Regions from separate parts of the Mus musculus genome. Here region 2 is linked to region 1. Evidence: chromatin loops called from intact Hi-C (ENCODE). Cell type or tissue: gastrocnemius. All regions are shown on one strand. Links, peaks and the distances in the headings refer to the core of each region. The heading gives the core; the rest is flanking DNA. Region 1 overlaps Cspg4b (chondroitin sulfate proteoglycan 4B). Region 2 has its middle 4.3 kb from the start of Snx18.

Region 1 (2,912 bases), core at 236-2,735:
CTATTGCTTCCCTGACTGTAGTAAATGTTAAGGTGCAACACATAGCATGGCAGAGTTAAAGGGACCCACTGTTGAGCCTGGCCTGATGGCACACACCTTTAGTCCCAGCCCTTGGAAGACTGAGGCAAGTGGATCTCTGGCCAGCCTGGTCTACAGAACTAGTTCCAGGACAGCCAGGGCCACACAGGGAAATCCTGGAGAGCGGGAGGAGTTGGGGGAAGCATCCAAGGTGATCATATGGACACCCTCTTCATATGTGCCTTATCTATCTCATATCCAGCCAACCTGGGCAGGCTGGGTTGTAACTTTCCCCTTGCTTTTGGCCTAGTTGCTGGCAGGAACAATAGGGTCTGTCTTTAGAGGTCCCATGATATCTTGTGAAGAATGGCTTCTGCAAACTCTGAGGTGCTGGCCTTAATAAGAGAATAACCTGTACCTGTGGGCTCAGAGGGCTCCGGGGGGTTCTAGGCGTCAAGCTGCTCCACTGCACCAATGTGGATTTCCACTTTCACACAGCAGTGCTCTGACTTAGCCGACCAGAGCCTTTGCTTCCTCAGAGTGAGCTCGTTTAGTTGGGACTTTTTGAGGTTGGCTACTCCAATGGTTTTGGTATGAACCTTAGCTTCCTCCGTCCTTCTGCTGTGAGCAATGAGAAGGACACTGGCCTCTCCCAGTGCATCTTTTTGTAACACCTCAAGCTGGTCAGTACCCAGTCTCATTGTTCTCGTGGTTACACTGGCTCTCTGCTTTTTATAGCTTAGTGTTTCACAGCTGGACGAGTATGCACTCTGTCACTACTATGCCACCTCAGTTCATAGCCAGAGGGACTTTGGTGTCTCTGCCAGGTTTCCTGGGCCCCACCTGTCGACAGCGACATTCATCCATTATCATCTCAGTTGAGGGTGGTTCAGAGTCAACTCCCTCCCAGGGTCACTATCTAAGGCCACTTTTACTACCAGTTAGGTTCCCTGGGAAGCTAAGCCACAGTTGAAACTTAACACGCAAGAGGTTTATTAGAGGGAGCCCCGAACCAGCCCCCGCAGACAGCAAGGTGCCAGACTTGTGGGGATGAGGGATTTGAGCTGCTTCTGCACCAGGGAGAACCTTGGCAGCTCCTTTAGAGGGTTCTAACGAAGAAGAGACCTCTCAGAGCTGTCCCGGGGTGGGTAAGAGAAAGCTAAGCTTTTGTATGGAATGCTGGGTCTGTGGAGCACCCTAGGGAGCAGGAGTGGCCTTTGGGGAGGCAGCTTTCTTCAGCAGGGTCAGTCTATGAAGAGGAAGGATATAATGCATAGGCATTGCGTAGTACATGTCCTGACTTGTGCTTTTCTTCCCCGTAGCATCTTTTTATGGGGAAAGCTACGTGGGGCTCAGCACCACCGAGGTTTTCCCTGAGCTGTCGCTTCAGTTAAGATTTCAAACCAGCAAGCCACAAGGCTTACTCTTCCTTGCAGCCGGGAAAACCGACTATTGCCTGATAGAACTTCTGTCAGGAATATTACAGGTATGCTTTTGAAAAAAAAAATCTTTAAAATATGTAAGCATTCGGTTCCTAGAGAACACCAAGCAACAGAAAGAGAACAAACTGGAATAATTTGTAGAATAAGATGACACGTACGTAGGGTGGGATTGTCTCTGGTTTTTCTAGCATGTCTTAAATATTACCTGCTTTCTAACAACCCCCTCTTATGTTCCAGTCCATTCTGTAAGGGAACCCACTCTCTGGAAGGTCATTGCATTAACCCCTCTAAACAACCTAATGGCTTCTTTGGGGCCTCAGCACCTCTCGACCTGCTGGGTTGGGGATTGAAGCCTCAACTATGAGTTTTAGTAGGGGTCAGTCCATAGCAACCCCTTCCCCAAGAGCACAGGGATGAACATCTTGATGGGTGTCATTAATTATGGCTCTGGTCTCTTTCAGGTGAAAATAAACATGGGTACGGGGCAAGAAATCCTCCTTTCTGAGCAAAGACTTCGTGTGGACGATTTGGCTTGGCATTCGTTGGAGCTGCGCTATGGCAAGGATGCTGTTCTCTTGGTCATTGACAAGCACTTTGAGACAACCGTCCGGCTGGCGGGTGGGCTGCGTAACTTCACCTTTCACCATGGAATCTATATAGGAGGCCGTGGGGGGCTCAGTGTCCCTTACCTGGACAGGAAGATCCCCAACTTCCGGGGATGCATGGAGGATGTGGCGTTTAACCAGAGGGAGATCCTTACGTCCCTTAGGTCATACCCTGGCTTTAAGAAGGTGTCTGAGGTGTCGCTGGGGTGTAACGATGAGTTTTTTGCTGGGAAGGATGAAGCTATTAGCTTTTTCAGCTCTAGGTCCTATGTTACCTTTCCAGAATGGAAGGTACACGGGGAAGGGTTCCTGAGATTTGCTGTGCAAACTGGAACCCTGCAGGCTTTGCTTTTATTTCAGTCCGGCAGAGGAAGAGATTTTGTTGCCTTGGAAATCCATGAGGGTCTACTGAAGGCTCACGTAGGAAGGGGCGGAACAAAAACTCAACTCTCTTCATTCAGCTTGGTTAGTGACAACAAGTGGCACGTTGTTCAGCTTAAAGTCACCGGGAGGCACGTGGACATCATGGTGGATGAACACAGGGAAAGGGCGGGGCTGCCTCTGCAAAGCCAAGCGTTTGTATCCGAAGGCCCCCTGTTCATGGGTGGCCTGGATGACCGGATGTGGGAAACTGTGCGCGGCTTAGAAGTTGTGTCTATGCCTGGGAAATCTGTTCGAGGTATGTCTCTGAAAGGATGCCTGCGAGCCTTAGAAGCCAATTTGGAAAAGAGAGCATTACGGGATGCTCTTGTCTCCAGAGACATTTCGGCTGGGTGCACAAGTGAGGGTCTCCGTGGTACAGATCCTTCTGTGGCAGGGGAAGACCTGTTTCCACCAGAGCCATCCT
Region 2 (2,912 bases), core at 223-2,722, 310 kb after region 1:
AACTGATGACTATAAAAACTAATGCCAATCAACTCTGAAAAACACTGAAGATCCTGTGCCCTTCAGTATCAAGCATTTATCCAAGATGTAATTCTTACTTAAAAACAAGCAGGCACACTTATTAGTATGCAATTTTATCTTTAATAAATGGTAAAATCATAAGCATATAAAAGGATTGTTTAAAATTGTTGATTTATTACTAATAAATAATTAATTTTCATAATGATGGCACATAGCTATGTACCTAAGTTCGTACAATCTGTTCTAAATATCATGAGTGAGAAAGGATAGGGAAGTTTTTCTCTAGAGCAGCGGCCTTCCTCGCAACCTCCCTGATGCTGTGACCTTTGATCCCAGCTCCCCATGCTGTGATGCCTCCCCCAACCATAAAATTATGTCATTGCTACCTCATAACCGTAATTTTGCTCCTGTTTGAATTGTAGATATCTGACATACAGTGTATCGGATGACCCATAGGTTGAGAATTACTTCTCTAGAATATAGAACATACTCATAACTTAGTTCATGTAGTCACTGTCGCCACTATCAACTGTTTCTATTTCGCTGAGTTTTCATATTTGAAATTCTTTAAGGGACACTAGGTGGTTCTAACACCTGTATTTTCTTACTTTCTCCCATGGCTAGGGAGGCCTAAGCTAAGGTGCATGGCTCTTGGCTGCCTCTTCCACAAGAGAGAGGGCGGGCTGGTTTCTTTACTCCTCCTGGGACAGCCCCCTGATTTTGCCTTTGCTGTTCTTTTGCTTGGACCCCGACCTACCCTAGAGGTCCGAGTGCAGCACATTCCCCTCATCAGACTCCCCCTGCTTCTTTCAAAGACTCAGAAGTGAGATGGAAGGCTTGGGGGGTGGGGGCAAGTCTCTGAGCCTCCACTCCCAGTCCGACTTTGAGAAAGCTTCTGCAGGGCTAAGCCACTGAAATAGCAGGGTTTGTTTGTTGAGACAGCTGGCCTTAATTATCTATCTCCCTCCCTCCCTCCCTCCCTCCATCCCAGCATCCATAGCCCAGTCATGCTTTTCCTTGTAGCACTTACTACCTAACACAACACATCTCTCTATATTAATCACCTCCTCCTATTAGAATCCATTCCGCTTCGGAGCAGTGGTATTATTCTGGACACCAAGGTCATAGCAATGAACAGAACAAGAGTAGGCAACCAGCAAATATTTGTTTAATGAAGGAATGTGAAAATAGCCACTTATTTCCTCCCCAGTGATGTCAGCTGTGAGAAGTGACTCTCACTGTGTCTGGGTCTACTGGTTTGGGCCCTGCTGCTTCTGGCTGAAACTAAATGTTTCAAAGGGCAACAGGATCCCGTCAAGTCAACAGACTAAACGCTGACTCCTCCATCCCGAACAGGACTGCAGCGTTTCTGAGATCTCTGGAAATGTCTCGGAATTATCTGAAAGGGTCTTTTTTTTTAAATAACGCTGTATTTATATAATTACCTGAAACCATGCATATAATATGTCAAGCACTACCCAAGAGATTCTATAAGCACTTTCACCTGCATTGTGTTAGCCCCTGCTGTTTTCAAGCGGCTCTTCCAAGCACAGAGCTGACACTGTTGTAGACCACAGACCGGGTGTTTGGCTAAGGCGCGTGGCTGGTGAGTGGCCTCGAAGCTACTCAGCTGTCTTGAGAACTTCCATTCCCTGAGTCATGGGTCTGTACTTTGCTGGTTCCTCAAAATTACTGGTATTATTAAAACGGCTGGCCACCTACTGGAAACTGGGTCAGACCTCTACTAGAAGGCAAAAGGAAGGCCGTTCACTGACTGTCCCTGTGTCTACTTGGTGACACTTGGAATTTGAACTTTACCGGAAAGATTTTTTTTTTTAGATTTATTTATTATTATATCTAAGTACACTGTAGCTGTCTTCAGACACTCCAGAAGAGGGAGTCAGATATCATTACAGATGGTTGTGAGTCACCATGTGGTTGCTGGGATTTGAACTCTGGACCTTCGGAAGAGCAGTCGGGTGCTCTTACCCACTGAGCCATCTCACCAGCCCCCAGATTTTTTAAAAATCATCTTTCTTTGCCACGATGCCATGCATTCTAGATTAAATACTCATCAAACAGATAAATAAATGAACAAAGTTTTCCAACCCTTACTCCTCAAAAATAGAAATTAAAACAAAACAAAACAAAAAAACTACACCAGAGTCAGGTATGATAGTACCCGCCTTTAACTCTAGCACTCAGGAGGCAGAAGCACTCAGATTTCTGTGAATTCCAGGCAGGGCTGGTCTACATAGTGAGTTCCAGGACAACTAGGGTCACATAAAGAGACCCTGTCTCAAACAACAATAACAAAAATAAGAATTAACCACAGGGGCTGGAGAGATGCCTTAGGGTTAATAGCACTGGCTACCCTTCTAGAGGACCTGGCTGATTCCCAGCACTCCCATGGCAGCCCACAACTGTCTGTAACTTCAATTCTACGCAATCTGATATGCTCTGGCTTCTCTGGACACCAGGCATACAAGTGATGCCCAGGCATTTTGTAGGGAAAATACCTATACACATAAAATAAAACTAAAAAAAAAAAAAAGACTTTTAAAATCTCCTACCTTAAATACAAGAACACATTAAAACAATCATCCATCTTGACCAAGTAGGTTTTATTCCAGGGATGCAGGGATGGTTTAATATACGGAAATCCATCAACATAATCCATTATATAAACAAACTCAAAGACAAAACCCACATGATCATCTCCTTAGACGCGGAGAAAGCATTCGACAAGATCCAACACCCATTCATGATAAAAATCTTGGAAAGATCAGGAATTCAAGGCCCATACCTAAACATGATAAAAGCAATCTACAGCAAACCAGTAGCCAACATCAGGGTAAATGGTGAGAAGCTGGAAGCAATCCCACTAAAAT

Evidence for each region. Peaks named below come from ENCODE experiments on the same cell type or tissue, not always from the same donor. Only the 100,000 strongest peaks of a DNase experiment are listed, where the experiment ranks them.
Region 2: it touches region 1 in a loop (5-fold over the local background); 26 of 42 quality-filtered maps call a loop at or near these places.

What each region holds. Positions count from the first base shown.
Region 1 is chr13:113,315,744-113,318,655 of GRCm38, forward strand. Cspg4b (chondroitin sulfate proteoglycan 4B) reads left to right here. Exons shown (of 10, transcript NM_001378698.1): 2 at 1,341-1,504; 3 at 1,922-2,912. Among named protein-coding and RNA genes, the nearest start is that of Cspg4b, 24 kb to the left of the region's middle. In gastrocnemius, for the core only: no CTCF peak of the experiment used is centred there; no DNase peak of the experiment used is centred there.
Region 2 is chr13:113,621,409-113,624,320 of GRCm38, forward strand. No RefSeq gene overlaps it. Among named protein-coding and RNA genes, the nearest start is that of Snx18, 4.3 kb to the left of the region's middle. In gastrocnemius, for the core only: no CTCF peak of the experiment used is centred there; no DNase peak of the experiment used is centred there; H3K27ac peaks cover 659 bases.